Linked DNA regions of Homo sapiens: region 1 is linked to region 2. A link is a contact called in ENCODE Hi-C data. All regions are on one chromosome and are shown on one strand. Each heading gives the region's core, a stretch centred on a gene start or an enhancer-like site at or near the end of the contact. The rest is flanking DNA. Distances are from core to core; before and after follow the strand shown. Region 1 overlaps TBC1D5 (TBC1 domain family member 5). Region 2 has its middle 61 kb from the start of PLCL2.

Region 1 (4,505 bases), core at 1,302-3,801, 570 kb before region 2:
GATTGATCTGTCTAATGAGCAGGATTATAATTAATCTCTCTACAGTTATCAAATGTAAATGAAGGGGCCACAGCGCTGGTGCCGAGTCACAGAGTCAGAGGCCATGGGGGCCAGATTGACTTAAAGAAATAGCAAACAAGAAAGGGGGAAAATAAACCTCTGATAGCCACACCAAACAGGCAGTGATACTGGGAATTTTTTCATCATTTTAGTTACGTAGTTCGAACATTTCTGCTTTGTTATGTAAGAAAGTGTTAGTTCTTGAAAACTTCTATATTTTCTGTTTTTTTCTTACAAAAATGCAAGATATATACACAGATACATATATACATATACATATACATATACATATGTATATTATACACATACATATATATGTATATTATACATATATGTATATTATACACATACATATATATGTGTATTATACACATACATATATATGTGTATTATACACATACATATATATGTATATTATACACATACATGTGTGTGTGTGTATGTACACACACATACAGTGTTTTTCTTAAAATGTATCTCTACTAGTTGATTTTAATTAAAATGGCAAACCAGTGACCCAAAGAAGGTAGCTAGGAGGCCCTATAGTTGATAGAATAGTAGGGAAATGTATTAGCGTTCTCTAGAGGGACAGAACTGTTAGGAAAGATGTATATATAAAGGGGAGTTTATTAAGGAGTATTGACTCACATGATCATGGTGAAGTCCCACAATAGGCCATCTGCAAGCTGACAAGCAAGGAAGCCAGTCCGAGTCCCAACACCTTAAAAGTAGGGAAGCCGACAGTGCAGCCTTCAGTCTATGGCTGAAGGCCCCAAGAGCCCCTGGCAAACTGCTGGTGTAAGTCCAAGAGTCCAAAACCTGAAGAACTTGGAGTCTGATGTTCGAGGGCAGGAAGCATCCACCGTGGGAGAAAGATGAAGGCTGGAAGATTCAGCAAGCCTGCTCTTTCCACCTTCTTCTGCCTGCTTTATTCTAGCCACACTGGCAGCTGATTAGATGGTGCCCATCCAGAGTGAGGATGGGGCTGCCTCTCTGAGTCCACTGACTCAAATTTTAATCTCCTTTGGCAACACCCTCACAGACACACCCAGGAACAATACTTTGCATCCCTCAGTCCAATCAAGTTGACACTCAATATTAACCATCACAGGAGGGTTCCATATCTTATTCTCTTGAAGACTCTCCCATGGCTCTCTCCACATTTAGATTAAGTCTCCTTGTCATTTCTATATAAATTTTCTGGCAAATACTTAGCTTGTGAGGTAAGGCGGTTAGTCTTATTTTAAGTCCACCAAATTATTTAATTGTAAAAGCTGAATAGCTTGTATAAATTTAGTTTACATCTTTATAAGGTACTATATGATCTAAAATATATGATTTTCATTTCAGTCTATGAGGAATTTCCTAATAATATAAAAGAAGTACAGCCCAGATAAGGTTATAAAGTGTTACTTGTTTTCTAGCTTTGTGATAAGAATTTTTGAAAAAATGTATATTTATGGAGCATCGCTATGTTCCATAATTGCCCTTTGCACTGTGGGGGACAGAGTGGAGTGGTGAATAACACAGATAGGATGCTGCCATCACAGGTTGTATATTTTAGTGTGGTGTCGGGGAGAGTGGTGAGACAGTAAGCATGTATAGATAAAGAGAATAATTACAGAGGGTGATCATTTTTCTGAAGAAATAAGGCAGAGTAACTAGATAGCTAGAAGGAGAGTAGCCAGTGGGATGGCTACTTTAGGAATAGTGATTGGAGAAGACATCTTTGAGAAGATGACATTTGAGCTGAGATGTGAAAAAATTTAAAGGCCAGACATCTGAAGAACTAGGGCAAGAACATGTAGACAGAGGGAGTAGCTAGGGCAAGGTTAGTTTCTCAATGAAAATGAGCTCAGTGTTTAGAGGAGCAAAAAGAAGTCAGTTCGGCTAGAGCAAGTGCTTTAGAGAAGGAAATCTGAGAGGAGAGCAAAGGCCAGGACAGTCTTGTAGACCACAGTAAAAAGTAAAGATTTATTCTGATTGCAATAGGAAGCTTTTGGAGGACATTGAGCAGTGGCATGATACCTACAAAGATAATTATGGCTGCTGTGCAGTGGGGCAAAGGTGGATGTAAGAATGGAAGCTGGAAAAGCAACTAGGAGTCTATTGGAGTATTTCAAGTTAGGTAATGTTAGCGATTTATTAGACTAAAAATGTAGTAATAAAGACAGGAGTAGGTAGATGGGTTGGGGATATGTATTTTATGTTTCAAAATACAAATTAGGGGATCATTATGTGTAGTTTTCTCACATTCATAAGTTTCTGTTCCGTTTTTACTGCTCTGTTTCAGATCCTTTTTACCTCCTGCCCACAGTCACTTACTTGTTTAATTGTTTTCTTGGGATCTAGTGTTTTTCCACTTCCAGTCCATTCCATGTGTTAACAGCCTAATCACTCTACTCAAAGCAGATTTATAATCACTCTATTTGCCTAATCCAGAACTTTCTATGACTCCCTGTGCCCTGAAGAAGAATGGACTTACTCAGTTTCTCTAATACATACCCAGTTCCCTTTTAGACAAGTGCTTCTGGCATTATTCAATGAACAGGTTTTGTGCTTTCCATTTTCAATGTTTTGGAATCTTTCATGCTCTCCTCTGCTGGAATGCTGCTTCCCTCTGCTTCCTGTTAGATTCCTAACAGCTAACCATTCAAGGCCTGAGTTCATCACCCAAGTTTATGAAACATTTTCCAGTCTTGGCAATTGGAAATCATTTGTGCCTAGTCTGTGTTCTATAGAATTTTCTTAATAACTTTTTAATATTATTTAATTTTGTTTGGTCTTTTATTTATTTAGGTCCATCTGTCAGTGTATTCAATACATTTATATTGATCTCCTTAGTGTACCAGGCACTAGAGATGCCAAGATAAATGTGATATGGACCCTTAAGAAGCTTACAGAGAAAACAGGAAAAAAAAATTACAATGCAGGATTATTGGTGTCATTAAGAGAAGCAGTATGTACAAGAGCTCTTGTGTTAGCCCAGATCTTACCTTTCAAACCTAGTAGTAAACCCTTTGAAGGCATGGACCTAGTCTTGTTTTTGTCTCACTGGTTATCACCAAGTTGATGCTTAATAAATGATCATTGATTGTGAATCTTATCACTGATGATCAGTGTTGTTCAATTTTAGTAATTATCTCAAACATCTTTAAATTTTCACAGACATAAGCACACTTCAAAAAATAATATTATCAACTTTCTAGTATGAGTTTAAACAAGATAATTTGATTTCATGAGCTGTGATTCTGCCATCATTATTTAATTTATTTGATCTGGATACGTCACTGTATTAAATATTATCTTCCTCTTCAGCCAATTTTAATATTCCTTTATGTCACCCTTTTTTGCCTCAAAGCGTTTTGCAATCATTTCAATTAATTGTTCTTTATCTTAACCTAATGAGGTTGTTACTATTCCCATTTTTATTACTGAAAAAACTGATAATCAAAAGGTAAATCAAGGAATTTCCATTTACAGCATTCTAATTTAGAACTTGAATTGTCTATTCTGAACAAATGTTGCCATGTTTCAAAAGCTGTAACATTAAAAGAAATTCAGTATTATTTAAAATGGTGGAAATAGTGAGTTCACGATAAAATATCATTTCCATATTAGATGCCAAAGAAGTATGTTATTTGGTCTATCAAGGTCTATTCTAAAAATATATATGCAGCATCTATAACATCATTTGCAGATTAACATATTTATAAGCTATTGCCAAATAGTCTCATCTTTTCTTCAAATGTGTTTTCCCTCTCTTGAATTAAATGATTAAATTTCTTTAACTGACTTTTATAATTGTAACTTTGACCATATTTAAAAGTTTATCTGATTGCCTATTGATATGCTGTTATCATCTTCAATATTTGATCTTTTGTATTTCTAGTTATTGTAGTTAACATTTTAGGTAGCTCATTCATAATTTAATTATTCTTTTTCTTACTTGTATCTCCATGGTGAGTTTTTAAAGATGCAGCTTTCTTGGGCCAGGTGTGTTGGCTCATGCCTTCAATCCCAGCACTCTGGGAGGCCAAGGCAGGAGGATCACTTGAGCCCAGGAATTTGAGACCAGCCTGGGCAACATGGCAAAACCGTCTCCACAGAAAACACAGAAATTAGCCATTAGCCAGACATGGTGGCACACACCTGTAGTCCCATCTACTTGGCAGGCTGCAGTTGGGGGATCTCTTGATCCCAGGAGGTTGAGACTGCAGTAAGCTGTGGTCATGCCAGTGCACTCCAGCCTGGGTAAAAGAGTGAGATCCTGTCTTAAAAAAAAGTAACTTTCTCATCTTAATGTTTCCTTTTGTTTATAGTGTATATGTATGCCATGCTTCAAACATAATCTATTTAAGCAAATTTTGTCTTCTCAGTTTTTTAAGTCTTATAATTTGATATTTTGCAAGCAAACTTTGTCTCCTCAATTAAAACACACCTTA
Region 2 (4,209 bases), core at 341-2,840:
TTAACCACAAACAGAAGACCCAGCTGACAAACTACACCCACACTCCACTTAATTCAGGCTGGATCCCAGCTCTTGACCTTTTTTTGGGTGGATATGGGAAAGGAAAAGTTGGAAATTTTACCCTCGGTCTGTGGGAGGAATGGGAAAGTTTGCACTTTCTGGTAGAAATTTTTTAAAACCACTAATTATAAATGTGGCATTGCTTGGTAAGATCTTTTTCTCGGCTTCCCAGAAAACAGATACAGGGCCTCCATCCCCGGCTCCATGGCTACTTTACAGTAAGAGGCTTTGCCAGGAACTTGCGTTTTTCATGTAGTGACAGGAAATGAACCTGTTGGCTAAGAGTATTAACTCTGGAGCAAGATGGCCTGGGTTCAAATCCACACTCTGAAATTTATCAGCCATGTGTTCTTGCAGAGACTTTGCTGTGCCTCTGTCTCATCACCTGTAAAATGGGAACAATGTCAGCATCTCTCTTATAAGATTGTTGTGATAATTAAATGGATTAATACACGCAAAAAAGCACTCAGCACCATGTATGTCAGCTGCACCTTGGAATCTCCTGGGGGGAGCTTTCCAAAAATATGGATGCTTGGGTCCCACTTCTAGAGATTCTGGTTTAACAGGTCTGAGGTATGTCCTGGACATCAGAGTTTTTAAAATCTTGGCAGGTGATTCCAATGTGCAGACAAAGCTGAGAGCATTGAATATAAATGCTTATTAAATAAATGATGGCCCTCTGAGTGAATGAATTTCAAAGAAATTCAGATGCTCTCTTCTGCACGTAAGCATACATTTTGTAACTTCTTTATGACATTTTCTATGTGGTCGTCTTTCGGTGGCATTCAGCATGGAAGGCCAAAAGATCCTGGGCAAATTTGCAAAGAAGGTCAAATGCTTCTGGAAACCTCCCCATCTTCCCTGCCCTCTTCTCTCACCTCTGCCCCTGGCTTCAGGAAATTCAGGTGGCCCCTAGAGGCTCTGATTCAGCTGGGTAATGAAAGACAAATGGTGAAAATTCCATAAGGCACATAGGTATTTGTAAATCCAAATAACCTTTAACTAGTGGAATAAGCCTGTGGAGGTGTGTTACATGGGAGTATCTAGTGGAGACTGGAGAGGCACATCTTCTCCATCTCCCCAACTCTTGCCATTTCCAATGACCCAAGTCAATAGGTGAACTGGGGCCGCCAATGTGGCTCCCTAGCATCAAAAGACAGTACCTCTGAAATTAATCTCATCTGAGATGCTGGCAGATTGAGTTCAAAATATTGCTGATATAGTGAGTAGTTATCAATTGAGTGTGTCACATCCTACAGATGTAACATAGTATGCTCTCAAATTAAAATGGAATCCTTTTGACTTCCCTCTCTCACAGAAGCCTTGCTGTCTGTAAGCCTTGTAAGTCACCTGTCCCAACATCTTCAGTTTTGTTAGTGATCAGAATCTCTAATGCCCCTGGAGTGAGGGTGGGGAGACGGCAGATGGTAAAGGCAAATAAGATAGAAGGTCTGCCCTGAAACAGGAAATTGAGGAGAAGGCTTTTAAACCAACTGAAACCTTGATGAGGGGGTGGTAGCATCTGTGGTTTGAAGCACAGATTACCCAAGTTCCTTTGTTAGTGTACCTGGCATTTTTTCATAAGCCTCCATGTTTCCCCTCGGCTTGGTATCTTATTTAGTAAGCACGCTACTGAACACATCTGTTCTCACAATAGGAATTAGAATCAAAAGGCTTCCTCGGTGATTCTGGAATTTGTCACCAGAAAAAGAAGAAAGTTCATTGACCAAAGGTAGTCATTGCACACCTGCAACCTGAAACATCATGGAAGCTCTTGTACTCCAGCCACCAGGCTGTGGGGCTCGCCCTGAGAGGCCTGGGCCACCAGCTACAACTATTCCCTTTCTGCCCTGAGCTGTCAGGATTTCTGCCAATGATTCCACTTGTATGAGCTATCTATAATAAACTCACAGAAGCATAGAATACAATAGTGGTTTCCAGGGGTTGGGGACTGGGAAAGTGGAGAGTTGTTGTTCGATGGGTGTAAAATTTTAGTTCTGCTCGATGATTAAGTTCTAGGGATCTATTGCACAGCATAGCGCCTATAATTTACAATACTGTATTAGACACTTCAAATTTTGATAAGAGGGAAGATCTCATGTTAAATGTTCTTAACACACACACACACACACACACACACCCCAAAAACAAAAGGACACAAGGGAACTTTGGGAGGTGATGGATGTGACTATTATTTTGATCACAGTGATGGTATCACGGGTTTTTGCATATGTCTAAACTCATCAAATTCTGCACATTACATATCTGTAATTCTTTGCATACCACTTATACTTCAGTAAAACTATTAAAAATATTTCTGGCATTGTAAAAAAAAATAACAACAACCATAATTGTAGCTACCACTTGCATAGGGATAACTATCCTAAGGCCTAACTGCTCTCCGTTAACTAGCAGGTCCAATCCTCTTAACAACCCTATGAGGTAAGTAGCTTCATTTTCCAAACGAGGAAACTGAGACACAGAGAAGTTAAGTGACATGCCTAAAGTCACACAGCTAGAAAATGACAGAGCTTGGAATTGGGCAGCCAGTTCAGTTCTGGCTGCACTGCCCTCCCAGAAAGTGCCTAGCCTGGCACAACAAACCTTTTGTTAGGTTATATGGTCAGGGACTCTATTTCAAAAGCTCCCTTTTTTAAATAAACCCCCAATAAGCACCACCCTTCTGCCACCTCCCTCTCAACTCTTCCTCAAGTTAGAACATCTAAGCTACTTCCCAGGAGGTCCCTCAGCTGCCCTCATCCTACACTGCCTTCTTCTACTCATAGTTCCTCTTCAATGTTTCAGAGAACCAGGGTTCTCCTATATCCCAAGATGAATTTTAAATCACTCTTCCCATCAGTCCTCCTTGGAGAAGCAACATCTCCCATCATCTGTATATTCCATTTCGCTCTGTCCTTCTCTGGTGCCCACAAAACTGCAGGCATCTCATGGAGCAGAGCACAGGCTCAGGGCCAGGCTATCTAGGTTTGAATCCTGGACCCAGACTTTCTCATTGTGTGATTTTAAGCAAGTCACTTAACTACTCTGTATCATCTGTAACTTGGGAATAATAAGAATACCCATTCAGCGGAATTGCTATGAAGATTTAGTAAGTTAATGCAATCAAAGGCTTAGGACAGCGCCAGGCGCACAGTAAGTGCTCTAAATGCCACTGTTATGATTTGTATCTCCTCTACTTGAATACATGTCAATTGGCCCCATTGCTCTGTGAAGTTACTTCCCCACTTCCTTCTTTGATCTTAGTGACCAGGTCACTCTCCAACTCAAAATCCTTCAATGGCTCCCCATTGTTTACCCAATAAGATGAGATCACATTAGCTTGGGCTTCAAGGCCTGCCTCTTCCTATATGTGGATTGCTTCCTCCCTCCTTTCCTGCCTGACCCATCCATACCCACCCTTCAAGGCCCAGTTTCCATGATATCTCATACAAAAAAACCTTCTATGATCACCCCCTCAGAAATCCCTGCTTCCTTTTTGGAGCCCATACTTCTGTCCTGCATGGTTCCACCTCACTGTCCTGCACATCTCAAGAACAACCATCTATTATGTGCTTGTTTCCTTGTCTAGCATCCACTAACTGTCTTCTTCTCCCCCTAGTGCTACTTCTACAGCCAGACTGTATTGAGTGTTCAATAGGTGCTAAGTGTTGAGGTACATCCATCATCTCAGCCAATTCCTGTGAAAACCATGAGAATCATTATCCACATTTTACAGATGAGCTAGCTTCATAATTTACAAAAAGTCACACAGTTAGTAAATGACAGAGCCCAGACTTGAATCCAGGTCTGGCTGACTGCAAAGCTTGTACCTTAGCCACCATGCTACACAGCTGCTTCTCTGACTTTGTATCTTCCCCAGCCCTAATTTTAAAAGAAAACTGTGCTGCTGAGCACTTCGGCAGGTACTTAGGAACAATAATAATGAAATACGGATAATAATAACAGCTAATTTGAGTGCTTACTATGTGCCAGGTAACTTTCAAAGCACTTTACTTCTATTAACAAATGCAATCCTCACAACAAGCATTTGAAGTAGTTACAATTATTATTCCCACTTTATAGATGAGGCACAAAAGGGTTAAATAACTTGCTCAGGGTCACACGCTACAAGTGGCAGAGCTGGGATGC

What was found. A loop is a pair of places that touch in the nucleus more often than their neighbours do. Pooled maps may share reads with other maps.
Region 1: a loop to region 2 is called in a map with no recorded cell type, with 4 times the contacts of the local background. The contact joins two enhancer-like sites. A Hi-C loop is called at or near these places in 2 of 37 single-sample maps with no recorded cell type and 3 of 50 pooled maps.

Annotation. Positions count from the first base shown.
Region 1 is chr3:17,397,222-17,401,726 of GRCh38, reverse strand. The region is part of intron 8 of TBC1D5 (TBC1 domain family member 5); the gene reads left to right. Among named protein-coding and RNA genes, the nearest start is that of TBC1D5, 340 kb to the left of the region's middle. Within about 2 kb of position 2,551, at least 3 of the 41 ENCODE cell types and tissues checked have a DNase peak (open chromatin) inside an H3K27ac peak, as active enhancers do.
Region 2 is chr3:16,821,617-16,825,825 of GRCh38, reverse strand. No RefSeq gene overlaps it. Among named protein-coding and RNA genes, the nearest start is that of PLCL2, 61 kb to the left of the region's middle. Within about 2 kb of position 1,590, at least 3 of the 41 ENCODE cell types and tissues checked have a DNase peak (open chromatin) inside an H3K27ac peak, as active enhancers do.